2 separate regions of the Homo sapiens genome follow, and region 1 is linked to region 2. A link is a loop called in an ENCODE intact Hi-C map of the cell type or tissue named here. Cell type or tissue: mammary epithelial cell. All regions are shown on one strand. Each heading gives the region's core, and the rest is flanking DNA. Links, peaks and the distances in the headings are about the cores only. Region 1 overlaps LOC101929710 (a long non-coding RNA gene). Region 2 overlaps LOC101929710 (a long non-coding RNA gene).

Region 1 (12,118 bases), core at 6,842-11,841, 63 kb after region 2:
GAAAAACTGCCATGAGGGATAGAAGTTGGAACGCTAGCTGCTTTTAGCTACCTTATCAGCGTAAGCATTGTCCTGAGCAATGGGATCTGATGCCTTTTGATGGCCCTTGCAGTGAATGACTCCAGCTTCCTTTGGAAGTAAATTGGCCTTGAGAAGTGTTTTTATTAAAGAGGCATTAATGATGGAGGACCCTTGTGTAGTGAGGAAACCTCTTTCTGCCTATACAACAGCATGGTGGTGCAGGACATAGAAGGCATATTTAGAGTCAGTATAAATATTGACGCGTAATTCCTTTGCAAGAGTGAGGGCTTGAGTTGAGGCAATGAGTTCAGCTTGCTAAGAGGTAGTGGAGCGGGGCAGAGCGGTAGCCTCAATGATAGATGTGGAAGATACTATAGCATAGCTTGCCTTTGCTGGTGAGTGGCGATTAGGCCTGGTGGAACTGCCATCAATAATCCAAATGTGATCAGGGTGAGAAACAGGAAAGAAGGAAATATGGGGAAATGGGGTGAATGTCAGGTGGATTAGAGAGATACAGTCATGGGGGTCAGGTGTGGTATCCGGAATAATGTGTGAGGCTCGATTAAAGTCCGGGCCAGGAACAATGGTAATTGTGGGAGACTCAACAAAGAGTGAGTATAGCTGAAGGAGCTGGGAAGCAAAAAGTATATGTGTCAGGTGGGAGGAAGAAAATAGATTTTGAAAGTTATGAGAATTGTAGAGAGTTAATTGAGCATAGTTTGTGATTTTGAGGGCCTCTAAAAGTATTAAGGAGCAGCAGCCACCACACGCAGACATGAGGGCTAGGCTAAAACAGTAAGGTCAAGTTGTTTGCATAAAAAGGCTACAGGGCGCGGTCCCGGCTCTTGTGTAAGAATTCTGACTGCACTAACCATACCTAGGAAGGAAAGGAGTTGTTGTTTTGTAGAAGGGATTGGGGTTTGGGAGATTAGCCGGACACGAGCAGCAGGGAGAGCACGTGTGTTTTTATGAGAATTATGCCGAGATAGGTAACAGATGAGGATGAAATTTGGGCTTGACTGAGATAATGGGGGCTGTCTGTGAAGCCTTGCAGCAGTACAGCCCAGGTAATTTGCTGAGCCTGATGGGTGTCAGGGTCAGTCCAACTGAAAGCGAAGAGAGGCTGGGATGAAGGGTGCAAAGGAATAGTAAAGAAAGCATGTTTGGGATCCAGAACAGAATAATGGGTTGTGGAGGGAGGTATTGAGGATAGGAGAGTATATGGGTTTGGCACCATGGGGTGGGTAGGCAAAACAATTTGGTTGATAAGGTGCAGATCCTGAACTAACTTGTAAGACTTGTCCGGTTTTTGGACAGGTAAAATGGGGGAATTGTAAGGAGAGTTTATAGGTTTTAGAAGCCCATGCTGTAGCAGGCGAGTGATAACAGGCTTTAATCCTTTTAAAGCGTGCTGTGGGATGGGATATTGGCGTTGAGTGGGGTAAGGGTGATTAGGTTTTAATGGGATGGTAAGGGGTGCATGATCGGTCACCAAGGAGGGAATAGAGGTGTGCTATATTTGTGGTTTAAGTTGGGGAGATACAAGGGGAGGATGTCAAGGAGGCTTTGAATTGGTGAAAAAGGAGACAATGAGGTGTGGCTGTAGCCCAGGAATAGTCAGGGAAGCAGATAATTTAGTTAAAATGTTTTGACCTAATAAGGGAGCTGGGCAGGTGGGGATAATTAAAAGGAGTGCTTAAAAGAGTATTGTCTAAGTTGGCACCAGAGTTGGGGAGTTTTAAGAGGTTTAGAAGCCTGGCCGTCAATACCCACAACAGTTATGGAGGCAAAGGAACAAGGCCCTTGAAAAGAAGGTAATGTGGAGTGGGTAGCCTCTGTATTGATTAAGAAGGGTATGGACTTACCCTCCACTGTGAGAGTTACCCAAAGCTTGGCGTCCGTGATGGTCTAGGGGGCTTCCGAGGCAATCGGGCAGCATCGGTCTTCAGCCGCTAAGCCGAGTAAATCTGGGAAGGAGTCAGTCAGAGAGCCTTGGGCCAGAGTTCCAGGGGCTCTGGGAGTGGCTGCCAGGTGAGTTGAACAGTGGGGTCCTGCACAGATGGGACACGACTTAGGAGGAATCCCGGGCTGCCGGCATTCCTTGGCCCAGTGGCCAGATTTCTGGCACTTGTAGCAAGCTGCGGGAGGAGGTTCTGGAGGAACCCCTGGCAGCTGTGGTTCAGGCGTTTGGAGTTCTTGTGTGCTGGAGATGTGGCTGGGGTTTGTCTCACAGTGGAGGCAAGGAATTGCAACTCAGAAATACATTGCTACTTGGCTGCCTCAACTGTATTATTGTATACCTTGAAAGCGAGGTTAATTAAGTGCTATTATGGGGTTTGAGGGCTGGAATTTAATTTTTGGAGCTTTATTTAATGTCGGGAGCGGATTGGGTAACAAAGTGCATATTGAGACTAAAACGGCCTTCTGACCTTTCAGGGTCTAGGGCTGTAAAGCGTCTCAGGGTTGCTGCCAAACGAACCATGAACTGGGCTGGGTTTTTCATATTTGATGAGAAAGAGCCTAAACGCTAACTGATTTGGGAGAGGTTGGATAAAGGAAAAGGAGCATTAACCTTGACTATACCTTTAGCTCCAGCCACCTTTTTAAGAGGAAATTGCTGGGCAGGTGGGAGAGGGCTAGTTGCGGAACGAAACTGTAAGCCAGACTGGGTGTGAGGAGGAGAGGTGATAAAAGGATTATAGGGTGGAGGAGCAGAGGCTGAGGAAGAATTGGAACCTGGCTCGGCCTGGCGAGGAGCAGCCTGGGGAGGAGGGGAGAGGTCAGATGGGTCCGTAGAAAAGGAAGATTGGAGACTCCGCGACGCTTGGGGTTGGGACTGAGGGGACAGGTGGGAGGGAAAGAAGCAAGATTTGGGATGAGCTGCATTGGGAACAGAGACTAGGGAGGGACCAATGTGTAAAACAATGCCTGGACGTCAGGCACCTTAGCCCGTTTGCCTATTTTACGACAAGAATTATTTAGGTCTTGTAGGATGGAGAAATCGAAAGTGCCATTTTCTGGCCATTTAGGGCCATTGTCAAGTTTGTATTGGGGCCAAGCGGTGTTGCAGAAGAAAATAAGGCATTTAGGTTTTAGGTCAGGTGTGAGTTGAAGAGGTTTTAAGTTTTTGAGAACACAGGCTAAGGGAGAAGAAGGAGGAATGGAGGGTGGAAGGTTGCCCATAGTGAAGGAGGCAAGCCCAGAGAAAAGAGAGGGTAGAGACATGGAGAGAAGGGGTGGGGAGCAGCCAAAGCAGGCGTCCCTGCAATTGACTTGCCACCAAGGGAATGTGGGTGAATGACCAAGGCAGGCGTCCCGGCGGTGATCAGACACCAATGAAACGTGGGTGAATAATCAGGCAGGTGTCCCTGCATAATTAAACACCAAGGGAAGACTGTCTTCCCAAGTCCGTGACCAGCGCCAGAGTTTTGGGTCCATGGATAAAATGTGTCTCCTTTGTCTTTACCAGAAAATGAAGGAACTGAAATTAAGAGAAGGCAGAGATTGAAGTGTGGCGCCAAGATTGAAAGGAGAAAGAGGTTGAGGGATAGAAAGAGAGGTTGGAGAAGAGAATAAAAAGAGGGTGCTTACCCGATTTAAAATTGGTGAGATGTTCCTTGGGCTGGTTGGTCTGAGGACCAGAGGTCGTAAGTAGATCTTTCTCACGGAGCAAAGAGCAGGAGGACAGGGGATTGATCTCCCAAGGGAGGTCCCCACCCCCCCACGCCCCTGATCCGAGTCACGGCACCAAATTTCGGGACCAAATTTCACTCACATCCGTGTGAAGAGACCGCCAAACAGGCTTTGTGTGAGCAATAAAGCTTTTTAATCACCTGGGTGCAGGCAGGCTGAGTCTCAAAAGAGAGTCAGTGAAGGGAGATGGGGTGGGGCTGTTTTATAGGATTTGGGTAGGTAAAGGAAAATTACAGTCAAAGGGGGTTGTTCTCTGGCTGGCAGGGGCGGGGATCACAAGGTGCTCAGTTGGGGAGCCTTTGAGCCAGGATGAGCCAGGGGAAGGAATTTCACAAGGTAATGTCATCAGTTAAGGCAGGGACTGGCCATTTTCACTTCTTTTGTGGTGGAATGTCATCAGTTAAGGCAGGAACAGGCCATTTTCACTTCTTTTGTGATTCTTCAGTTACTTCAGCCATCTGGATGTATACGTGCAGGTCACAGGGGATATGATGGCTTAGCTTGGGTTCAGAAGCCTGACAGTCCAGACCATTGGGATTATTGAATATAACATTCTAGATTATTCAGTAGTGATTTCAAATATACATGGTATATGGCAATATGCAATTGTAATAATATGCAGTTTGTCTAAAGTGTGAATAACTTTCCGCAAAAGAAGGCCAGCTGCTACTTCTAGTGTTGGAGGTATGTGGAAAGGTTCCAGGAAGTGGCCTTTGTACATGTCTTAAATATTTCAGAATAAATTAAAAGACAGAGGGAGAACAATAATTCTTAGATATATGAGTCAGTTTTCTGAGTTGCAAACAGATCCCTCTCTAGTTAGTTTAAACAGAAAATAAATTTATTGTAGGATATCATGTAGTTTATAGATCCTCTAGGAGAGCCAGAACATTGAGCTTAGAGGCCATGCTTCCAGGAACAACGCTTAAATGACACTACTGATTGCTCTAGCAAAAGCCTCACTCCCACCATTTCTGGACACAGATACCATAACTTCCACTGCTGAGTCTGGTCAATGGATGCCAAGATTTCTACCATGGCTGCCCCCAAATTTTGGGCACATATGCCACTATGCTCATGAGAAAATAAATGTTAGGTGGTTCCTGGTAATGAAGCCACAGTATTCTCTTACAAGTCCATGTTGCATATGGGTATTTCTTATTGTTAGATCTACATCCTACCTCTGGCATAGATACCGACTGGCTGGGAAGGTGAATTTCCAACTTCTGCTTTGTGGCGGCTTGACTACAAAGGCTGAGACTCCCCAAACATGGGAAAGATGTTCAAAATATTCTGGGTGACCACAAAAAGCAACTAAGATCTACTGCACTGGAACTAGAAAAAGTGAGATGTTAAATTGGATATAATGTTTCATGTAAAGGAGCAGGAACTCTATGCCATCATATTATTTGCAGTTGTGAGACTTTGCAAGAGTCCGGGGTATAGTCCTCATAACTATCAAATATTTTTGTACTCTGACATATAATGTAAACAATTTGCAAAAAGTACACAAAGAACTGTCATCAGAATAATGGTACTTACAAGGAGCTTAATTGAAACTTGAAAGTTTAACATTTGGAGCAAAATACATAATAGAGTAACCCAATTGGAATACCCTCATGTAGTAATACCAGAAATTCTGAAAAATGTAAATAAACAGATAGATGTTATGACAGTATCTAAAGGATTGGTAACTATTTGGTACATGTGGTAGTAATTTACATTATATCGAGGTTTTCTTATAACTTCCTCTTTTGAACATAAAACATTCTGTTTGATGTTTGGGGTATTATTTTTATCATTATATTAGCTTAGGAATCTGAATCTCAGATAAATGAACTTTTTTTTTTCTTTTTTTTTTGTGAGACGGAGTCTCTGTCGCCCAGGCTGGAATGCAGTGGCGCCATCTCGGCTCACTGCAAGCTCCGCCTCACGGGTTCACACCATTCTCCTGCCTCAGCCTCCCGACTAGGTGGGACTAGGTGGCGCCCGCCACCACGCCCGGCTAATTTTTTTGTATTTTTAGTAGACACGGGGTTTTCCCGTGTTAGCCAGGATGGTCTCGATCACCTGACCGTGTGATCCTCCCGCCTTAGACTTCCGAAGTGCTGGGATTACAGGTGTGAGCCACCGCGCCCGGCCTGAACTTATTTTTTAAGTCATCTACTTGTTAAGTGACACATGAGTCTTGAACCCAGAGTTTTCACTTTTAATTTCATGAAGATAAAGAATCTGAGGAAGGTCCTCCTATCAAGCACAACATGGAGGAAGCTGTGCAAAGAGATGTTGAGATTCCCAGGAGCCTCTTTGGGCTGCCCAAACTTGCCAGTTTCCTTCTTTCTGGTTGTCTGGTCCATTTCCATTAAGGGAATTCCAGTTCTGATTCTTCTTGGGCCACACTTCTAGTTCAAGTTACTGCTATGAAGGATATTCTCCAATTTTCACAATTAGTCCATGAAACAATCATTAGACAGATATTTGTTGAGTAGCTGTGAACAAGGTCCTGCGCTGGGCGCTGCAATCATTCTTCCACTCCTCCGCAGACAGGAGGAGTTCGCCCTCTTGCTTATGTGGGGAAGGAAAGTCCAGTCAGAATCCTCTGTATGACAAGTCTACCACTAGTTGGATGATAAAGGTTTAATGTGCAGACACAGATTACAATTTTAGTTTTATAGGTTTCCCTCCTTGGTTAGAATTAGTAGTTTAATATTGGCACTGTTTTTTTGTTCTACTTTGTTTTAAGAATTTTTAGAAATGATACAGTTGTATACTCTCTCTTTCTAGCTTCTGGCTCATGATTTGTAATCTTGTTAATGTCTTTTCTAACCAATCAAAATAAGTAAAAATGTGTTTTTATAGTAGTGTTGCCATAGAATTAATGAGGCCTAACCATGTACAATCTCTGTGTGATTGGTCCCCAAAATAGTATTTGTGTGGTATTCTAACATTTCAGCAAATAATATATTTAAAGGTTTTCTTTTCAATCTTTAATGAAATCAAAAGCTTTCCTCCTCAATCTTTTTGTATTCATTTCAGATTTATCTAGGCAAACTGATATTAATAATTTTTATCAAGGTAATAGGTATACAATACTTTTTACTAGATTTTCTAATATATATGAAAACATATTTAACTTCAGATTTTTTAAACTAATCCAGAAGAAAAGCAACTGAAGTTTTTAAATTTAGAAGACATAGATTTTTCTTATTTTTATTATTGGTATTCTAATAGTATACTAAGAAAATGTAATATAAGCTACTTATAAAATAGTACATGCAATTAAATGAAGTCAGTGTACTACACTATAATAGTTTGTCATTGGACAGAACTCATCAGTTGGCCGGTTAGTACATGTGAATTTTGCATGAAGTACAAGGGACTTTCAGTTCTGGGCAACCAGTGCCAGTGAAAGTACCCTACTGGCCAAGATGGAAATTACTTTGATTTTGAGGTTCCTTGTTTCACATGCATTAAAAAAAATTATCGAGTATCTACTGAATGCCAAGGACTCATTTAGGCTCTGGAGGTATAAAGAACTAAATAAGACAAACAAGATCCCTGCTGTTATAGAAACTATTATTTAGTATGGAGAATTGAAAATAAACTAGTAAACACATAAATGATTGAGAGCATCTCAAAGAGATAGACATGTAATTTAGATGGTAAACAGGGCAATGGGCTATAAATTAATTGGGGTAACTTTACACAACGTTGGTCAGTGATGTCCTTTCTAAAAGCGTGACGTTGTTGCTGTGACCTGAATGACATGAAGCAACTATCTATGGAACAATGTGTGTTAGTGTTTCACATGGATGCCATGCATGTTTTTGTTTTAGTGGTTAGACTAGAGTGATGCTTCCACTCAGTGAGATAGAGCAGTATGTTTAAATATGTGTTAGTTTGCTCAAACTTTTGTGATGCTTTTCTAATACATCCTGGTTATTTTTCTTAAATATTCCTATTCCAGCACTAAGAGTACAGAGTTAATTCCTTTATGAGGTCCTGTTTGAAGTGCAACTGCTGATGTATAATTTCACAAACATCATTCCGCCTCTAGTAATGTTATTTCCTTGCAGCAATAATAGTCCAAGTGGGTAAGTGCTACCATAGCGGAAATTACAGGGAGCTAAGGGCTCGTCTAGCTCTATTTTGGAGGCTAGGTAAGGCTTTCTGAAATAAGAGGTTTCTAAACTGTGATCTGAAGGACAAAGAGAATTTTCCCAGGCCCAGGGAATAGGAGGACAAGACAGAAAAGTCTTCTACACAGAGGAACATGTGCAAAGGCCTTCGGAGAGAGAGAGAATGTGGTACATTTGGGGAACTGCCAATAATTTGCATTTGGCTGAAGTGTATAGTTCAAGAGATAAAGTGATAAAAGAGAAGGCAGTCTAGAGAAAGGAGCAGGAGCTGATTACAGATAAGCTTTGCTGAAGATTTTAGGCTGAGGAAAAGGACAACTTTTATTCATTAATTCAGCAAAACTTTATGAAGTGCCTTATGTGCTATGCACTGTTTTAGGCACTGGGAATACATCAGTGAACAGACAGAAGTCCCCACCTTCATTCTGTCTACATTCTAGGGGGCAAGGTAGATAGCAAACTAAGAAATTCTTAGGTAAGATGCCAAGTTTTTGAGGATTTTTGAGTTTGATGCAATATGGAAGCAATTTTTCAACTGGTAACACTTGAGAAGTCACAGGTTAACACCAAAGAATATGTATATTTTTGACAATGCCACTTGAGATTTTGGCATACTTTCACTTTTCTGAGTGAAACTAAACTAAAAGTTTGTCAGTCACAAGGACTGGCTTTTCTTTCTTCCTGAGCCCCTTCTGATAAGGACCTTTTCATAACCCTGTATCGCATGAGTTCTCAATGGTGTTAATTAAATTAGTAGAGCAGTAAATTGGTAGTGAGGCTGCTACTGCTTTCTTAAATAATTTGGAGCTCAATGGAATTACATTGTTTTGCAGAGATTCTTTAATAATGTGCCTTTAAGCTTAGGACTGCATCATCTAAATTTCTCTGTCATAGAACTTTTTGGAAATTGTACCAAACTGGGAGTATATGCTATTATAATACTTAAGAATTCAAATAACTTTTCATGTCTTAATGCATTTGCCCTAAAGTAAGAGTTGGTCACACATGTGAGTTGAATCTAAGAAGTTTAGTTTTGTGATTGAGCAAATTTATTATTATGATTATTATTATTAATTTTAGAGATGGTGAAATTATCCCTCATTAAAAAATCTACTCTGCACTTTACCAACGGAGTAGATTTTGCTGAAGTGCTAACAGATTGCTCTAAAGATACATTCCAAATTACCACCAACTTCCTATTTTGGGAAAAAAAGAAAGGAATCCAGTTTTAAGCCTCTGTCTCTTTAAAACAAAATGCGAGGTGGTGAACTATGTGGCACTTTTGATTATATGTTGAAACCACACTAAGTCCCTGAAATCCAAGAGAATATTGTACTCTGGTCCTTTGTGCAGAATGCTCACATGAGTGCTTACAGGAACCAATCCAGAAGCAAATTGCTGCTGATAGTAACTGACAGCATGAATTACTGCATTTTCAGAGACTCTGCCAGGATCAACCCGTATGATCTCACTTTTGCTCATATAGCAAGCTGAATATGTGCATGTGCTAGAACAAGCCTCCCAAGTTCAGGGAATGGCAAGGTCTCTCAGCAGTTTGAAAATAGCCAGCACCTTTGAAATGAATCACTGTGGCATCTAGTCAGCTCATACTTATAAAACCGGTTTTTCTTTGGTTAATTTCTGACCTTAAGCATGTAAAATCTCTTAGAAAAAGGAGGAACTGATTCATCTGTTTATTTGTCATGTGAAAACCAGACAAGTCAATGAGTGCTGAGGACAACATCAATTTCTCCTTAGCAAGCCGAGCTGCTTCTGGTTCTGCAACTCACTCTGGTCCGTTTGGAGACGTTTTGCAGCTAGTGATTCCCCTGTTGATTCTTAACAACTTTCAGAAATCTTCCTGTAATTTTGAACAAATAAGAACATTGAAGGAAGAACTGTACTCTTCGCTAGAAATACTCAATTGACATAAAATATATCTGATGGAAAATGCTCTAAAAATGAATTCATATTTTGTATACCAACACAACCAAGATCACTAAAATATAATTCAAACATGAGAAGAACTCATCTCAAATATACATATCTGGACATAAAAGTAGGAACTGGAAACATTTGTCCAAAAGATGAAACCATAGATTCAATATCCACAACCACAACCCAAGATCAGTCTCAAGATTTCTTCCATTATTTCAGGACATTATAAAACTCACCTAAATAGTAATAAAATTGCAGGGGAATCTGCATGATTTAATGCCTTTGCCCATCATTAGCAATGTAATCTAGTATTTCTGGGAAAACATAGACCTTCTGAGGTCTTTAACTCTGTTCTTGGCAGACAAAAAGCCTTCCAGGTCATCTTTAAAGACATATTTATTTTTAATTCTTAGGTCTACACATGTTTTCTGTTAATAAGTTGGAATCTTAAGATTGTATTCACTTCTTTATTTATTTTAAAAAATACTCAGTTCTCCTGAAACAATGGTGCCTTTGAAAATGAGGGGGCTAATAGAATAGAAGAAAAAAAAAGAAGCCTTTCCTTCTTTGTTCCATGTTTTGCTTTCTCTAGAAGGGGTGATGGGCTCTAGTCTTTGCAGGATATTTCTCAGTGAGTTAGCACTGCTCTAATGGTGGCCTTTGAGAGAAAGAGGAAAAGTGGGAGAGCCTTGTTTGTTATGGGGGAGCACTGGCTGGTTGAAGACAATCTGAAGGGGAGGTTTTTATCTTGGAGAGCCCTTCCTGGGGAAAATCAGAGGTGGAGATAGACAATCCCAGCATGGTACATGGGATAATATGATGGAGTAATGGGTGCATAGATGAGAGAGCACTTATCTCTCAACTTGGACATTTTACAGGCCTATTTATACGGGCCTCATTCAACAGGTTCAAACTCAACTGATTACTTCTTGCTCCTCCTTCTGTGTTCCTGATCTCAATGAAGCCCCATCTTCCATCCCAGCAAGAAGAGAGAGAAACTTAGGGGTTCCCTCTTGACTCTCTTTTGCCCTTGTACACCAATCAGTCACGAAGACCTGTCAATTATAACTCATTTATCTCTCTCAAGTTCTCAAATTTCATCTTCTTCTCATACTAAATACATATATGTCCTCTCCTTTACAAATAAGCCTGCTAACTGCCCCATCCTTGGTCTCTCCAATCTGATCTCTATCTACACTGTCTAAAACACACATATGACCATCTCATTCTTTTACTTAAAAGGCTCTCCATTGCGTTCAGGAAAAAAATAAAATCAAAACTCCCTTAAATGGAATATTTACCTCTCAATGAATATTCCCTGTCCTACCCTTGCTTCATCACAGGTTTTGTCTTGAATGCCCTCTCTCTGTCCTTTCTTCTCCTGGATAATTCCTACTTATCTTTCACATTTTGATTCAGCTATTACCTCCTCCTGGAAGACTTCCCCAAACCTCTTCCTGACCCTCATCACAAAAGGTTCCCAGTGTCCCTTGTTTTGACCACTGTGCTAATACATCATGTATCTTGAGGGCAAGTGCAGGGTTTTCATTGTTTCCAACTCAGCAGCTAGCATAGTGCCTGGCACATTGTAGATGAATGAATATGGGGATTAATCAGACAAAGTGACACAGAGAAGGCGGAGTTGTGCTGACTCACACTTGAGGGAGGAATAGGACAAAGCAGAGAGGGGTATTTAAGGCAGAGGGAGCATGTGCAGGAGCACGAGAGCACTTGTCACGTTGAGAGAACGTTACACGGTTTAGAACTGGTAGAGTGTAGGCCGGGCGCGGTGGCTCACACCTGTAATCCCAGCACTTTGGGAGGCCGAGGCGGGTGGATCACGAGGTCAGGAGATCGAGACCATCCTGGCTAACACGGTGGAACCTCATCTCTACTAAAAATACAAAAAAATTAGCCAGGCGTGGTGGCGGGTGCCATAGTCCCAGCTACTCCAGAGGCTGAGGCAGGAGAATGGCAGGAACCCGGGAGGTGGAGCTTGCAGTGAGCTGAGATTGCAGCCTGGGAGACAGAGCGAGACTCCATCTCAAAAAGAAAAAAAAAAGAACTGCTAGAGCGTAAAAGGTGAGATACAGACATCTGTGGCATGAGACATGTTCAGGAGTTGCACATTTGTTGTAATCTGAGGCCAGCTTTTCTCAAAGGTCAGAGAGGCTTCCTGAGGCTCTCAGTATAGTTACGAATGATGAAATGTCCAAGCAGGATTATACCATGTGTGATAATCTTATACACTTACATTTAACAAATTAGCCCCTTTGACAGAAAAGTTACAATGCATTTTAATTTTGTTATTTATGGGAAATTATAGG
Region 2 (17,272 bases), core at 7,484-12,483:
ATGGTAGTTTCTTTTGCGGTGCAGAAGCTCTTTAGTTTAATTACATCCCATTTGTCAATTTTGGCTTTTGTTGCCATTGCTTTTGGTGTTTTAGACATGAAGTCCTTCCCCATGCCTATGTCCTGAATGGTAATGCCTAGGTTTTCTTCTAGGGTTTTTATGGTTTTAGGTCTAACGTTTAAGTATTTAATCCATCTTGAATTGACTTTTGTATAAGGTGTAAGGAAGGGATCCAGTTTCAGCTTTCTACATATGGCTAGCCAGTTTTCCCAGCACCATTTATTAAATAGGGAATCCTTTCCCCATTGCTTGTTTTTCTCAGGTTTGTCAAAGATCAGATAGTTGCAGATATGCGGCGTTATTTCTGAGGGCTCTGTTCTGTTCCTTTGATCTATATCTCTGTTTTGGTACCAGTACCATGCTGTTTTGGTTACTGTAGCCTTGTAGTATAGTTTGAAGTCAGGTAGTGTGATGCCTCCAGCTTTGTTCTTTTGGTTTAGGATTGACTTGGCGATGCGGGCTCTTTTTTGGTTCCATATGAACTTTAAAGTAGTTTTTTCCAATTCTGTGAAGAAAGTCATTGGTAGCTTGATGGGGATGGCATTGAATCTGTAAATTACCTTGGGCAGTATGGCCATTTTCACGATATTGATTCTTCCTACCCATGAGCATGGAATGTTCTTCCATTTGTTTGTATCCTCTTTTATTTCCTTGAGCAGTGGTTTGTAGTTCTCCTTGAAGAGGTCCTTCACATCCCTTGTAAGTTGGATTCCTAGGTATTTTATTCTCTTTGAAGCAATTGTGAATGGGAGTTCACTCATGATTTGGCTCTCTGTTTGTCTGTTATTGGTGTATAAGAATGCTTGTGATTTTTGTACATTGATTTTGTATCCTGAGACTTTGCTGAAGTTGCTTATCAGCTTAAGGAGATTTTGGGCTGAGACAATGGGGTTTTCTAGATATACAATCATGTCGTCTGCAAACAGGGACAATTTGACTTCCTCTTTTCCTAATTGAATACCCTTTATTTCCTTCTCCTGCCTGATTGCCCTGACCAGAGCTTCCAACACTATGTTGAATAGGAGTGGTGAGAGAGGTCATCCCTGTCTTTTGCCAGTTTTCAAAGGGAATGCATCCAGTTTTTGTCCATTCAGTATGATATTGGCTGTGGGTTTGTCATAGATAGCTCTTATTATTTTGAAATGTGTCCCATCAATACCTAATTTATTGAGAGTTTTTAGCATGAAGGTTGTTCAATTTTGTCAAAGGCCTTTTCTGCATCTATTGAGATAATCATGCGGTTTTTGTCTTTGGTTCTGTTTATATGCTGGATTACATTTATTGATTTGCGTATATTGAACCAGCCTTGCATCCCAGGGATGAAGCCCACTTGATCATGGTGGATAAGCTTTTTGATGTGCTGCTGGATTCGGTTTGGCAGTATTTTATTGAGGATTTTTGCATCAATGTTCATCAAGGATATTGGTGTAAAATTCTCTTTTTTGATTGTGTCTCTGCCCGACTTTGGTATCAGGATGATGCTGGCCTCATAAAATGAGTTAGGGAGGATTCCCTCTTTTTGTATTGATTGGAATAGTTTCAGAAGGAATGGTACCAGTTCCTCCTTGTACCTCTGGTAGAATTCAGCTGTGAATCCATCTGGTACTGGACTCTTCTTGGTTGGTAAGCTATTGATTATTGCCGTAATTTCAGATCCTGTTATTGATCTATTCAGAGATTCAACTTCTTCCTGGTTTAGTCTTGGGAGAGTGTATGTGTCCAGGAATTTATCCATTTCTTCTAGATTTTGTAGTTTATTTGCGTAGAGGTGTTTGTAGCATTCTCTGATGGTAGTTTGTATTTCTGTGGGATCGGTGGTGATATCCCCTTTATCATTTTGTATTGTGTCTTTTGATTCTTCTCTCTTTTTTTCTTTATTAGTCTTGCTAGCGGCCTATCAATTTTGTTGATCCTTTCAAAAAACTAGCTCCTGGATTCATTAATTTTTTGTGTCTCTATTTCCTTCAGTTCTGCTCTGATTTTAGTTATTTCTTGCCTTCTGCTAGCTTTTGAATGTATTTGCTCTTGCTTTTCTAGTTCTTTTAATCGTGATGTTAGGGTGTCAATTTTGGATCTTTCCTGCTTTCTCTTGTGGGCATTTAGTGCTATAAATTTCCCTCTACACACTGCTTTGAATGCGTCCCAGAGATTCTGGTATGTTGTGTTTTTGTTCTTGTTGGTTTCAAAGAACATCTTTATTTCTGCCTTCATTTCATTATGTACCCAGTAGTCATTCAGGAGCAGGTTGTTCAGTTTCCATGTAGTTGAGCGGTTTTGAGTGAGATTCTTAATCCTGAGTTCTAGTTTGATTGCACTGTGGTCTGAGAGATAGTTTGTTATAATTTCTGTTCTTTTACATTTGCTGAGGAGAGCTTTACTTCCAACTATGTGGTCAATTTTGGAATAGGTGTGGTCTGGTGCTGAAAAAAATGTATATTCTATTGATTTGGGGTGGAGAGTTCTGTAGATGTCTATTAGGTCCACTTGGTGCAGAGCTGAGTTCAATTTCTGGGTATCCTTGTTGACTTTCTGTCTCGTTGATCTGTCTAATGTTGACAGTGGGGTGTTAAAGTCTCCCATTATTAATGTGTGGGAGTCTAAGTCTCTTTGTAGGTCACTCAGGACTTGCTTTATGAATCTGGGTGCTCCTGTATTGGGTGCATATATATTTAGGATAGTTAGCTCCTCTTGTTGAATTGATCCCTTTACCATTATGTAATGGCCTTCTTTGTCTCTTTTGATCTTTGTTGGTTTAAAGTCTGTTTTATCAGAGACTAGGATTGCAACCCCTGCCTTTTTTTGTTTTCCATTTGCTTGGTAGATCTTCCTCCATCCTTTTATTTTGAGCCTATGTGTGTCTCTGCACGTGAGATGGGTTTCCTGAATACAGCACACTGATGGGTCTTGACTCTTTATCCAATTTGCCAGTCTGTGTTTTTTAATTGGAGCATTTTGTCCATTTACATTTAAAGTTAATATTGTTATGTGTGAATTTAATCCTGTCATTATGATGTTAGCTGGTTATTTTGCTCATTAGTTGATGCAGTTTCTTCCTAGTCTCGATGGTCTTTACATTTTGGCATGATTTTGCAGCGGCTGGTGCCAGTTGTTCCTTTCCATGTTTAGCACTTCCTTCAGGAGCTCTTTTAGGGCGGGCCTGGTGGTGACAAAATCTCTCAGCATTTGCTTGTCTGTAAAGTATTTTATTTCTCCTTCACTTATGAAGCTTAGTTTGGCTGGATATGAAATTCTGGGTTGAAAATTCTTTTCTTTAAGAATGTTGAATACTGGCCCCCACTCTCTTCTGGCTTGTAGAGTTTCTGCCGAGAGATCCGCTGTTAGTCTGATGGGCTTCCCTTTGTGGGTAACCTGACCTTTCTCTCTGGCTGCCCTTAACATTTTTTCCTTCATTTCAACTTTGGTGAATCTGACAATTATGTGTCTTGGAGTTGCTCTTCTCAAGGAGTATCTTTGTGGCGTTCTCTGTATTTCCTGAATCTGAATGTTGGTCTGCCTTGTTAGATTGGGGAAGTTCTCCTGGATAATATCCTGCAGAGTGTTTTCCAACTTGTTTCCATTCTCCCTGTCACTTTCAGGTACACCAATCAGACGTAGATTTGGTCTTTTCACATAGTCCCATATTTCTTGGAGGCTTTGTTCATTTCTTTTTATTCTTTTTTCTCTAAACTTCCCTTCTCACTTCATTTCATTCATTTCATCTTCCATTGCTGATACCCTTTCTTCCAGTTGATCGCATCGGCTCCTGAGGCTTCTGCATTCTTCACGTAGTTCTCGAGCCTTGGTTTTCAGCTCCATCAGCTCCTTTAAGCACTTCTCTGTATTGGTTATTCTAGTTATACATTCTTCTAAATTTTTTTCAAAGTTTTCAACTTCTTTGCCTTTGGTTTGAATGTCCTCCCGTAGCTTGGAGTAATTTGATCATCTGAAGCCTTCTTCTCTCAGCTCGTCAAAGTCATTCTCTGTCCAGCTTTTTTCCATTGCTGGTGAGGAACTGCGTTCCTTTGGAGGAGGAGAGGCCCTCTGCTTTTTAGAGTTTCCAGTTTTTCTGCTCTGTTTTTTCCCCATCTTTGTGGTTTTATCTACTTTTGGTCTTTAATGATGGTGATGTACAGATGGGTTTTTGGTGTGGATGTCCTTTCTGTTTGTTAGTTTTCCTTCTAACAGACAGGACCCTCAGCTGCAAGTCTGTTGGAGTACCCGGCCGTGTGAGGTGTCAGTCTGCCCCTGCTGGGGGGTGCCTCCCAGTTAGGCTGCTCGGGGATCAGGGGTCAGGGACCCACTTGAGGAGGCAGTGTGCCTGTTCTCAGATCTCCAGCTGCATTCTGGGAGAACCACTGCTCTCTTCAAAGCTGTCAGACAGGGACATTTAAGTCTGCAGAGGTTACTGCTGTCTTTTTGTTTGTCTGTGCCCTGCCCCCAGAGGTGGAGCCTACAGAGGCAGGCAGGCCTCCTTGAGCTGTGGTGGGCTCCACCCAGTTGGAGCTTGCCGGCTGCTTTGTTTACCTAAGCAAGCCTGGGCAATGGCAGGCGCCCCTCCCCCAGCCTTGCTGCCACCTTGCAGTTGGATCTCAGACTCCTGTGCTAGCAATCAGCGAGACTCCGTGGGCATAGGACCCTCCAAGCCATGTGCGGGATATAATCTCCTGGTGCACCGTTTTTTAAGCCCATCGGAAAAGCGCAGTATTTGGGTGGGAGTGACCCGATTTTCCAGGTGCCGTCTGTCACCCCTTTCTTTGACTAGGAAAGGGAACTCCCTGACCCCTTGCGCTTTCTGAGTGAGGCAATGCCTCGCCCTGCTTCGGCTTGCGCACGGTGCGTGCACCCACTGACCTGCGCCCACTGTCTGGCACTCCCTATTGAGATGAACCCGGTACCTCAGATGGAAATGCAGAAATCACCCGTCTTCTGTGTCGCTCACACTGGGAGCTGTAGACCAGAGCTGTTCCTATTTGGCCATCTTGGCTCCTCCCAACATGCTTTCTATCAGAATTATAACATTTTTAAACATGCTTGGCAAAAACACAGATGTTATTAGTGATATTTGCATTAGGAAATAATTATAATAAAGAATAAATGTAATCAGTTTTACCTTGATATAAATTTTACATTTTCCAAAACCAAATTGTGTAATGAAAGCCATTACAATTTTTTCTTTGTAATCTGGAATCTTACTAGAAAATGTTGATGAGGCTTTGAGACTCGAAGATAAATTGTTTGTTGTGGAATTTACAAATGCTTTTTGGCAGTGATCAGTTGTCCTCTAAGAGTGTTTGGCAATCTTTTGGATTCAAAATGTTGGATCTTCACTTGCTAATATTTCTGAGCAGGAGTGGGGGTGATGTTCCCATCTGTGAAGAGTCAAGAGAGGTGGGAAGGAAGTGTTCTGGCTTGAAGATTGTATCTTCTGCACACCTGTGTGGCAAAGTTGTCTGGTGGGTGGAGGATTTATTTGATGAGGGGGCAGCAAATTGAAAGAGGATGCAGAAGCGGTAGAGTAGTTTTCCCTGGGCTTTAAAAATACAAATTATTTGGGGAAGATACCACATCTTAATTCTTTATAAACTAACGTCTTAATATCATAGGAAAGAAACCACATAAAACTGTGTTTCAAAATGGTTCTATTTTAGTATATTTAAAGTACATGTAAAAATGATAAAAAAAAAAGAAAAAAAATAAAGCACCGCTTTTAGAAGAAATCGAGTGGAAATTTAGAAATTCGGAGTGAATGCAAGAAACTGTTATTGAAAATCCAGTCTGTGTCTAGCACTTTGCCAAGGCCCCTAGAATAAAAAAGTTGACTAAGATACATCTCCAGTTCCCAAAAACTCTCCATACATTAGAGAATGGGGTGACATACAACACCAAATAAATACTGTTCAAGATTGCAGATGGTTTATCAGGATAGATTTCCACAAATTACAGTGGGGGTGGCTGGTTCTGGGAAGTTTTATCATCAGGTTTTTTCTCTTGTTTTATTTACCCGTGTGCTTTTCTTGATCTTACAGTTTAATTGTATGTGTGGCTTTTTGTTCAAGTTATCTCAATTTCTTCTGAGAAGAAATATAGTTTCAAAATCAATCAATAAAGATAATCCTCTGATAAAGTAAGATCTGAATATACAAATCATGGTTACAGTAATCTTACCATTATATATAAATTACCTCTCAAACAAATGGGCCATTCAGAAAAAGGCTCAGAGTGAATTAGCTGGAGGGGTTGTCAAGGGTCATAGTTTTTACTGCTTTGAAGAGATTATCACTGGATGATTTCCTCACATTTATATAACTTCAGTCTCCTGTTCTTTTTACTCTGGCTGAGGTACAAGGAATCAGGAAAGAGAGGGCAACTGTGAGGAAGGAGCATTCTCCAGGTGGGAAGGTTAGTAAAATTAACCATACAATTACAGAATGGGGAAAATGAGGCCTGCCTAGGTGATTAGGGAAGGAGATGGTTACAAACTTGGAGATGTCTAATCTCAGTAAGCAGGTCAAAGAGGTCAGCTTTCACTTAGCAGCTCCAGAGCACAATCAGATGAGTATAGCTAAATGTTTTCAATTCTAAAAAATCAAGTCAGGGAGAAATTTTGTTTGGGCCTAATGGGAAACAGTTTCTCTGCTCACAACATTTCTGACACCAAGTATATGGATTTTCTAGACCAAGAAATTCTCGAGTTCTCTTCAGAGACCAACTGGGGATCAACAATTCAATTTAATTCTGACACCCAAGGTGAGTGCAGACCCTACAGGTTAAGGGTTCAGTCCCACAAGACTGCTCCCCACTTCTGATGCCAATCACAAGTAGTGAGTCCCCAGGTTACCTATACTTCTGACCTGGCTACGTGGACCCCTCCTCAAGTCTGATAATTTGCTATAACCACTCACAGAACTCAGAGGAACACTTCGTATTACTGGTTTATTATAAAGGATATTCTAAAGGATACAAATGAACAGTATGACAGTCAGATGAATAGGTTCATAGGACAAAGTCCAGCCAATGGTCCTAGGTACAGGAACTTCTGTATCCGTGGAATTTTGGATGCATCACCTTCCTGGCAAGTGGACACATTCACCAACCTGGACACTTTCCCAATACCTTTGCTTAGGGGTTTTATGAAGGCTCTATTATGTAGGCATGATTGATTAAATCATTGGCCTTTGGTGATTAGCTCAATCTCCAGCTCCTCTTCCCTCCCCAGATGGGGCTGAAGGTTTCAATCCTCTAAACACACAGTTGGTTCCTCTGGTAACCAGCCTCCATCCTTCAAGACTCACCTCATTAGCATAAACTCAGGTGTGGTTGGAAGTGGCTTATTATGAACAATGAAAGATGCTGCTTTCACTTCTATTACTCAGGAAGTTGCTAGTGTTTTAGAAGCTTTGTGCCAGGAACTGGGGACAAAGACCAAATATTTATTTATTATTATATCACAACATCACAGTACCTAAGAAGCAAAGCTACATTCAGCAAGTACTGATGGGAGTCAAGGTTATATGTTGGAGGGCACCAATTTATTTGTATGGATTTGCTTTATTTATTTATTTTTGTAAGTAAATAAATTTGTCTTGCTATGTTTCCCAGGTTGGTCTCAAACTCCTGACCTCAAGCAGTCCTTCCACTTTGGCCTCCCAAAATGCTGGGGTTACAAGCATGAGCCACTGTACCCAGCTGTGCATTTTTTTAAACTTTATTTTATGTAGTTTTAAAACTATATATATTTTATATAGTTTTTTATAATTAGAAATGTTAATGAGTAGTTTTCTATTTATATTATTAGTTTAATAAAAGCTTCTTTTATACAATAAGAAAAATGGACTCAATTATTAATATATTCTCAGTTATTAATAATTATATTCTAAATTACCAATTCTCAATTATTAATATTCAATCAATAATAATATGTTAATATATTCTCAATTATTAATATTCTGAGAGGTGTGTCTGGGGAAAGCCAGTGGGAATATATTACCTAATTCAGGACTCCATTTTGTCCCCTAGCAGCTATACAAATTGCAGGCATAGTGATCCTGCCTGGGAAGTAATAACCAGCCTTGTAAACTGGAACCTACTGAGTGAAAGTAAACATCAAATCATGGCAAAGATTGGTTGGCAATTACTGTAAATAAAAAATGGAACCTATTATATTGTGATTGCTTACTCCCATATCCTCCACTAGGAGGATAAATTTTGTGAGAGCAGGGACTGTATTTGACTTATTTAAAGTTACATATATATATCCTAACTGTGTATAATACATAGTTGCTATTAAAGAAAAAATATTAAATGAATAACTGGGGTAAGTCATGAAGAGGGAAGCAGAAACGAGAGAAAATTGAACTATATTTAGAGATGTTCCTTCACTTACAAATGGGTTACATCCTGATAAACCCATTGTTAAGTTGAAAATATTGTATAAATGGAAAATGCATTTAATACACCTCAGCTACCAAATAGCATAGCTTAGCCTAGCTATGATGAGCTGAAATGTGCTCAGAACATTTATGTTAGCCAACAACTGGACAAAATCATGTGACAACATAGTACAATGTAGAGTGTAGGTTGTTTACCCTCATGATCATGCGGCTGACTGGGAACTGTGGTTCATTGCTGCTGTCCAGCATGGCGGGAGATGGAGAGAGATAATATCATATCTCTTTCTATTGAATGCACATCACTTGTGCACCATAGTCAAGTTAAAAAATTATGTCAGGGACCATCTGTATTTCCCAAATTTGTTTAGAATCCTCCTTGGTTTCTCCCATAGATGGTTGATCCCATCTAGAAGGGCTTATTAAGTACCAAAGAAAGTCTTAAGTTTTGTTTCAAAGTATTGATTTATCTCTACATTGACAGCATGCTTCTTAACAGCAGGCTAGAAATTGGATTGGTGGTTTCTTTTAGTCTTAGAACTAAGACTTCAGGGCAAAGATGTGGAATTTGAGACCAAATTATGTCCTTCACCTAAAATGCACCAAATCAAATAAATTGTCTCTAGGTAATCCTTGGCATGCAGGCCTGTCTATTTTATAGAGAGTGGGTAATCCAACCCCTTCCTGAAAGTGCCTATTTAATTTATCTGAATTAAGTGGGAACAACAAACAGAAGTGTTTGAACCACAAGATAAAGTAACTGAATTGCAAAGCCAGGAATGAGTCCAGGTTAGTAGACACACATTAGGAAATGCACTGCAAAATATAAAGTGGGAGTCTTGCACCTTTGCAAGGATTAATGCTTTGAAAATATGATAGCTCAGAGAAAAAAGAAAGTTTTAGGAACTTAGTGCCATTAGGAACTTAAGGCCATTTTCTAAAGCAGCCATTCTCACCCAGAGGGCAAAAGACGCCTTTCAGCTGGAGTGGCTTTTGCCATTGCCTGGTGCCAGGGAGCTGAAGCCTTGGCAGCTGGTTGTACACAGCTCTTTCCTTGCAGGAGTGCCAGTAAGGAGAGGCTTCCAGAGCATGTCTGCACAGGAGACCAGAGAGCTCAGGTTTTTAAGTTCTAAATAAGGAGATTTATTCTGACTAAGACTCCTCCTTAGTCAATCCTTGATGACTCCAGAGATGGCAGGGCTGTTAGTTTCGTTATGTTATTTAAAAGAGTGTGTTGAAGAAAATGTTAATTGATCCAGATGACTATGTGCATTATATCACAAAAGAAAGTTCATTTTTCACACTTTTGTCATCATCAGTCCCTCTATTTTTTATACTACTAGCCTGACCTCTTAGGCTCTTCTAGAATTTCAGAGAGCCAAGAAACATGTTTTTTAAAGTACCATTTTTCAACAATAAGTGTATGAAAATAAAAACAGTTTGATCATCTTCTCTCAGCAAAGGTAAAACATTTTTAGGCAGTAAGTAAATAGAAGGTTGTTTTAAGGTGCACTAAACCTGGGCAAGGAAAAGTATTCTGGAGACAAACAAGAGCAGGAGAGATAGTAGAAGCAGAGAAGAAATCTGGGTGGGATATTCTACAACCCTGTGACCCCTAGAGTGGTCTGTGGACCAGCAATGTCTACAACACCTGGCAGAATTCAGTCCTCTTATCCCTCCAACCCACTGAATCAGAATCTGATTCTTAAAAGGATTCCCAGGGGATTTGTATGTACATTGAAGTTTGAGAGCTCAGCTCTTGGAGCCCAGAGAGGAAGAGTTCTGAGTAAATCTGCCACCACTGAGGCTCTCAAACTTTGGTGAATATAGGAAACTCGTGAAAAGGTTACTAAAAAGGAGTGTTTACGGGTCAAAGAGGTTCTGATTCTATAGACTTGTGTGGTACCTTGAAAATCTGTATTTCTAACAAATTTTCCAGGGCTTCTGACACATATGATCATTGAACCACATGTTAAGAAACCTCTACTGCTGATTTCATGATTTAATGAAGGAAGACTATGCTTACTAAATAATACCCACTGAAGCAGCAGGCCATAAGAGGCTTTCTGCCTGGGAGAAGCGTAATGGAGTTGCCTGTCTAAGATATAGTTACTGGTTGCAGGGCCCCTAAGACCTCATCTTTCTAGACTGATCTGTGTTCTAATCACATTGAGCTCTCCAGTTTCCCAAAACTAGCCACATGCTTTGCAATGCTGTTTTCTCTGCTCAAGTTTCTGAGTCAGTTTGGATTCTTGTTTAAGGTATGTACTAGTGGTGTGACCTCAAGCAAGTGACTCACAATGTGTTACACTCAGTTTGCTCATATGTAAAATGGGTTCTGTAGTATCTGTCTCATGGGGTTATCGCAACAATTACAAGAGAAATGGCCCATGTAAAATATATAGATAGCAGAGTGTATAGCATTTAACAGATATTTAGTACATGATCATAACTATTGCTTGCATTCTTTCTTGTCTGAAGAACTCCCGTTTTTCCTCCAAAACTTAGTTGCTCTTTGTAAGTCCTTGACAAGCTCCCCACTACCACTATGAAGTTGCTCACACATCTGTGCTCTCAACAGTACTTAAACATTTCTCTCTGTGTCCCTTGTGATATGTTGTTATTCGTTCTCTTTCTTTCTGCTGAACTGTGAGCTCATCAAAACAAACAATAAAAACAAACCCTGTCTTATCTGTCTGTATAGTGTTAGCACCACACACCTAATGATAAAGGCAAGGTGATTGTTTATGGGCTAGGCCCTGTTCTAAGCACTTTTAATGAATTAACTCATTGATTCCTCAGAACAACCCTATTAGGTAGGCATGGCTGTTACCTCCATTTTATAGATGGGGAAGCTGAAGCACAGATAAGTAACTTGTCCAAGGTGATACTATTCAGTGGTAGACCTGTAATTAGAATCAATTTAATAGCAGTCTGGTTCCAGAGTTCAAGGCAGCAGACACTCACTCAATAAAGGCTTGTTGAATTGCATTACACTGTGAGTATACCAGCTTTAGATGTGGTCTTCCTGCTTTAAGAAATGGTGTTCTGAAGGTGACTAAGGAGAAAGTCAAATCATTGTTACAGTTTTCTGGTGTGTCTTATTGACCTAAAACAATATCAAAACATATCACAGATGTACAATGTTTAATGGGTTCATTCTGAAAGGACACCTCGAATCTGTTACGAAATTGTGAAGTACCCAGACTATTTCAAAGAGCAAGATTTTGTAGAACAACAGGAGGAAATGAAGACTTCCTGACATGGTCATTTCTTTCTTTTTTTTTTTTTTTAGCTTTATTGAGGTATGATTTACATAAAATAAATTTCTCTTTGAAGTATACAGTTTAATGAATTTTGGTAATTGTAGATAGCTATTATAACTTTTACCATAATCAAGATATAGATAAATTATATTATTCTAGAAAGTAGCCTTTGTGCCCCTTTGCATTTTATCCGTTCTCCTGACCTCTGGCTCCAGGTAACCATTGATTTGCTTTCTGTCACTCTAGTTTTACCTTTTCCAGATTGTCATATACATGGAATCATACAATATGATAGTCTTCTTAGTCTGGATTGTTTTGCTTAATATAAAGCTTTTGAGATCCATCTGTATTATTGTTTTGATCAGTAGTTTTTTCTTTCTTATTGATAAGTAGTATTTCATGTCATAGATATACTCTGATTTGTTTACCCACTCACCAGTTGATGGACATCTGGGTTATTTCCAGTATTTGGCAATTATCAATAATGCTGCTATGAGTATTCATGTAAAATTCTTTGTGTGGAAATATGTTTTCATTTCTCTTGGGTAAATACCTAGAAGTGGGTTTGCTGGGTCTGCCATACTGTTTCCCAGAGTGGCTATACTGTGTTGTACTCCCCAGCAATATATTAGAGTCTGGTTGTTCTTATCCTTGGCAACATATGATATTGTCAGTCTTTTTAACTTTAGCTATTCTAGTAGATGTTTACTGGTCGTTCTTGTTGTAGTTTTAATGTACATTTTCTTGATGAGTAATGACATTGAGCATCTTTCTTAGGCTTATTGTTTATTTGCATATCATCATTTGCATATTGTTCATTTGCATGCCATTGTGCAAATCTTTAGCTTACTTTTTTAAAAAATTGGGTAGTGTATCTTCTTTCTACTGAGTTGTATGTATTTTTAAAAGTATTCTGGATTCAAGCTCTTTGTCAAATATATGGTTTGCAAATATTTTCTCAGAGTTTGTGGCTTGCATTTTTATTTTATTTTTAAATTATGGGGTTTTATTATGCATAGAAGGCTCATTCCTTCTTGACTACTTTCCACATGGCAACTTGAACTTTGTATGCTTGGCGGGGTGGCAGTAGTGGCTGTACCCTGGCTTGCTCATGTCTTGGTCACCCTGAAGCCTTTGTTAAGGATCTCCGCCTTGGAGGTGAGCAGCCCTGGCTGCTGCTTTCCAATGGCTTCATTTCCTTACTTGTGTCTTTAGAGAGCAAAAATGTTAAATTTTGATTAACTTCATTTTACCTATTTTTTTTTCTTTATTGTGCTAATTGTGTCTTGCTTAAGAAATTTTTGCCTAACCCAATGTCACAGAGATTTTATTCTAGAAGTTTAATAGTTTCTTATATTTAGGTCTACCATTTATTTCAAATTAATTTTGAATCCGACATAGAGATTTAAACCCTGCTTTCACAAGAGTCCTCTCTTCTTGGTGATGTACCACATAGCTCATCACATAACCCTGTCACGTTAACCATGTCCGTGTAGAAACTAGTATAAAATAGTGTGTGTGTGTGAGACTCAGGGAAACCTTTTAAAGCTGGTAGCTGTTCAGTTCTCAAGTTCGACAATAAATGGTATTGTTTAAATTAGGCTTGTGATTTTTTCCGCGTGTCAGATGTGCAGAAAGAACGTGTGGGAAATAACTTATGGTAGATATGAACTTCAGGTAATTTTTTAAAGTCATTAAACTCTGGGCAGATATGTTTGAAGCAAAGTTAACTGGATAGAATAAGGAATGACTGTAGTGCCCATTTATGCCTCCAAGTTTTGTTAAGTCTTAAATATTAGACCAAACGATATTGTTTTGCTTAGTTTTTACTTCTCTGCCCATTTCCAGGAAGCACCAACTCTTTATTTGAAAAGGACAAACTATTTTCTTATTTCTGCAAATCTGTTTGAAAAAGGGAAGAACCAATCTTGGGAAAAAAATTCAGCCTGATGTTCTTTTTCCTAGCATGCCTTTTGCCCGTTACCACTTCCACATCCCCTGTTTCTAAGATAGTCTGAAATTTCAAAATGCCTACAAAAAGTTCTCTGTCTTTAGGTTGTTTGGAATTGTTAATTATTGGTGGCAATGGATGAGTGTTCAGCACCTTGGAACTTTTGCAAAAGAAACTTAATAAGGATACGTTTGCTGTAGTTGGAAAAGTATTTGATGAACAGCTGACCTTTCAAATGTTTACATGAGTTGAATCTCTGAACTGCTAATGTTTGGAAGGTCCAAGTTCCAATTCAGACTTAGACACTGAATCCCTTTGTAGAGAAAGCTTTGAAATCTCTTCAGCTGTAGTTTTCTCTCTCTTTTTTTTTTTAAGGCCAACTTCACCTACCAGTTAATTGGTTAATGTTTGTGAATGCTTTGAGTAGGCAAAAAGCACTTTCTCAGGGCAGTGCCCCATTGTTCCCTCTCCCAATTGTGGTTTGCCATTCACCTGAGTAAGTGGATAAGCCATGGGCCAAGTTTGCATTGTAGAAAGGAAATGATTCTACAGATACTTAGCCATGGGATGGAAAAATATGTTTCTTTCACGTAGAGTTTGTGAATAAAGCTTCCACTGTGCTGAGCAAAAAATGCAAAAGGAAGCCTTGTTGTCTGGATTAGGTCACTTATAAATACCTTAAAAATATTTACATAAATGTCTACTGACTAACCAATTCTCTGAGCACATTCCATAAAAATTTCTTCTCAACTGCATTTGGAAATTTGCTTTTTTTTTTTTTTTTGGTCCATTGTGTTCGTGGACTGGTGTTCATGGTGCTCAGTTGACTTAAAGAAGCCAATCCATCTAAAAGAACTAGGAAGGTGGGCTGAGGAAGAAGGTTGGGGCTGGGGAAATTAACAAGAGCCTTCTTTCTAATTGTGGCTTTTTCCCCTGAGGTACTGTTTCAGCATACTTTTTTTTTTTTTCTTAGCGTCAGTTACTTCATTGCTTAAGTGACTCTTTTAGCTAAGTTCATGTGTTTCTCATGGGCTACTCCAATCAGCAGGGCAGTCTCACCCTAACTAGTTTCACCACACTCCCTTTGTGGTACTGGACATTATACAGAGAGCAGCAAGCCAGGGTACTTCCGTATCTTCATTGGAAAATGTCGTTTTTAAATTGCTCTAAATGCATGCATCATTTTGTGCTTGCAGTTGGACTATAATGGGAATTATCAGAGAATCACATGTCTTTGCCATAGACTTAATCTGGTTCCCATGAGGGGAAAAAAGGATTGTGTTGTTATTATTGGAAATAGACAAAAGAAGTCAAGGGATCTCTATTGAGGTCTGATCACACCTTGAAGGTATTTGGAATGGAGACCAGAGAGGTCACACTTAGGTGTTTTATTTGACCTATATAGAGTTGAAAAAAATTTTTAAAAGTTTTCAGCATGGTGTTCAAAAATTAAAACAGAAGTAAAAACAAAAACAACCCAAACCCCAAAGTTTCCAGCATTTAAAATCTAGAGGTTTCACATTAAAAAAATCTGGAATCCCAGCTTCTTTTAAAAAATGGGAAGACCTGGGATCTCTAGATGTGCATTCCTAAGTGGCAAAATTGACTAGATCAGAGCAGCAGCTGCTTGTTTGGAAGGTCTGGGGCTCATATCACCAGCTTGTACCCTGGAGATATAAGCTGGAGGGTTTGCATAATCTGTTACTAAAAGAATGAGTGACTATTATGTTTTCACATATATATTTTCTGTTCAAAGGAAAGAAACTATCTAAAGAAAGTGAAAAGAATGATTTAAGATGACATATTTGAACCTTTATTCAGCTGTTTATAGTCAGAATGTCACAAGGTTATTCATCTATGAACCAGTTAAAATATACTTCCTTTGATTCTTCTGAGAGGAAGGTGTAGTAGATATGTGTTATGTATTATGTACGCCTAAAAAGCAAATTAAATATTTTTCAAAATGGCATATCTAGAGATTTAAGGCCTTTCAAGCAAAAACTTTGTGTGACCGCTCAGCAGCAAAATAATCTCCACGGCAGTCTGGTAAGAACCAGGATTATGTTTTTATCTAGAGAGGGTAAAATGACAGCTGGACATCACCAGTATCTTTTTACTGAAAAGTATGTGTCAATTTGTGAAACACGTTTTATTCCGAGATATCTTTCACTTATAATTCTGCCTTTATCCACTAGATAGCAAATAGTATCTAATGGACATAAATAGCTTCCTAGTCTAGGCTTCTTAGCATTCAGTCTTCCTTCCTATTAGCATCCAGGTTTCCTTTTGGGGTGTTATCTCTCTCCCACTGAGGGCAGTCCTGAGGAACTGGGGCTAATGAATAAAACTGCCTTGGGCTCCTGCTAGAGAAGCCCTTGATTCTCACCTTCTACTGTTGGGTATGAGCCAAGAAATGGGCATGTGACCTAAGCTTGGAAAGTTGGATTTTCCTGGTTAATTGAATCTTGAGTGGAATGGTGCAAAGCCGGAAGCAACAGTTGGAGCTCATGCATTCCAGAGATATTGCCCTGTAAGTAATCCCTGGCCTTGCTCCTATCCTGTTTGCAAGTCTGGTTTTCTATATTCCCTGTCAATTTCATGAGATTCACCAATATTCTGTGAGCTTTTTTTTCTTTTGGTATAATGGTTCTCTGTTGCATATAATCAGAGAGCTCTAACTTATATGTTCAGGCTCTGACCCTGTGCCCTGCTATCACCCTTGTCCCTTCCCCATCATCTCTTGCCTGGAATACCGTAATAGCCTCCTCACTGATCAAAGCATATGTATATATATAATATACATATATAATATATACATATAAATAATATATATTAATGTGCCAAGCATTATTATATGTATATAATATACATATATATAATAATATACATACATATATATATATAAACTTTTGTGACCTTATCTCTTTCTCCTTCCTTGCTATACCGATCTTCTTGCTGGTCCTCCTGGCCAGGCATAATCCTGCCCTAAGCCATTTTCACTGGCTTTTCCCTGTGCCTCAATTACTTTTTCTCCAGATAGCCATTTTGGCTTACTCTCTCACCTCCACCTTCATATCAAAGGTGATATTCACTCGTGTTTCAATACCACGTACTTGGTGAGACCTTTCCTAGCCACCTTGTTTAAAAAGTCAAGACTCTCCCACTATAGGCATTATCTACCCATTTCCCAGCTTATTTTAAATTTTATTTTATAGACTTTTATCACCATCTAAAATACCACATGACTTTCTTATTGATTTTTAAAAGAGTGCCTGTTTATGCCCACTGGAATGTAAGCTTCAAAAGGGCGTAGTGTTCACTGCTGTTAGCCCCAGCATATAAAATAGTGCTTGGCACATTAATTTGTTGAATAAATGATGTGGCTTTGGGGGAGCCCTTTTGTTTTATTTGACTTATATTCTTAAGATTAAGCACAGTGTATGGCACAGAATAGGCACATAATAAATTTTGTTTTTGTTGTTGTCCCTGGCTGCTAGGACTATTAAATAGGACAGTCTTCAGGATCTAATCCTTTCATAGTTTCACTCTGGTTGATAAGTGTTTTGTAATAATCATAGGGGCTAACTCCACCCAGTATTTGAGCTTGC

The links. Hi-C counts contacts between places; a loop is a spot of excess contacts. Peaks named below come from ENCODE experiments on the same cell type or tissue, not always from the same donor. Only the 100,000 strongest peaks of a DNase experiment are listed, where the experiment ranks them.
Region 1: it touches region 2 in a loop (8-fold over the local background); 3 of 110 quality-filtered maps call a loop at or near these places.

Annotation. Positions count from the first base shown.
Region 1 is chr5:96,168,186-96,180,303 of GRCh38, forward strand. The region is part of intron 1 of LOC101929710 (a long non-coding RNA gene); the gene reads left to right. It overlaps LOC105379675 (a long non-coding RNA gene), which reads right to left and starts at 2,072. Exons shown (of 2, transcript XR_001742452.2): 1 at 1,887-2,072. It also overlaps a transcript of CAST not described here. RefSeq lists an enhancer at 1-375. In mammary epithelial cell, for the core only: a CTCF peak has its summit at 7,133; DNase peaks (open chromatin) are centred at 9,406 and 11,396; H3K27ac peaks cover 2,363 bases.
Region 2 is chr5:96,104,199-96,121,470 of GRCh38, forward strand. All of the region lies in intron 1 of LOC101929710 (a long non-coding RNA gene), which reads left to right. It also overlaps a transcript of CAST not described here. Among named protein-coding and RNA genes, the nearest start is that of MIR583, 34 kb to the left of the region's middle. In mammary epithelial cell, for the core only: no CTCF peak of the experiment used is centred there; DNase peaks (open chromatin) are centred at 9,563 and 10,683; H3K27ac peaks cover 2,860 bases.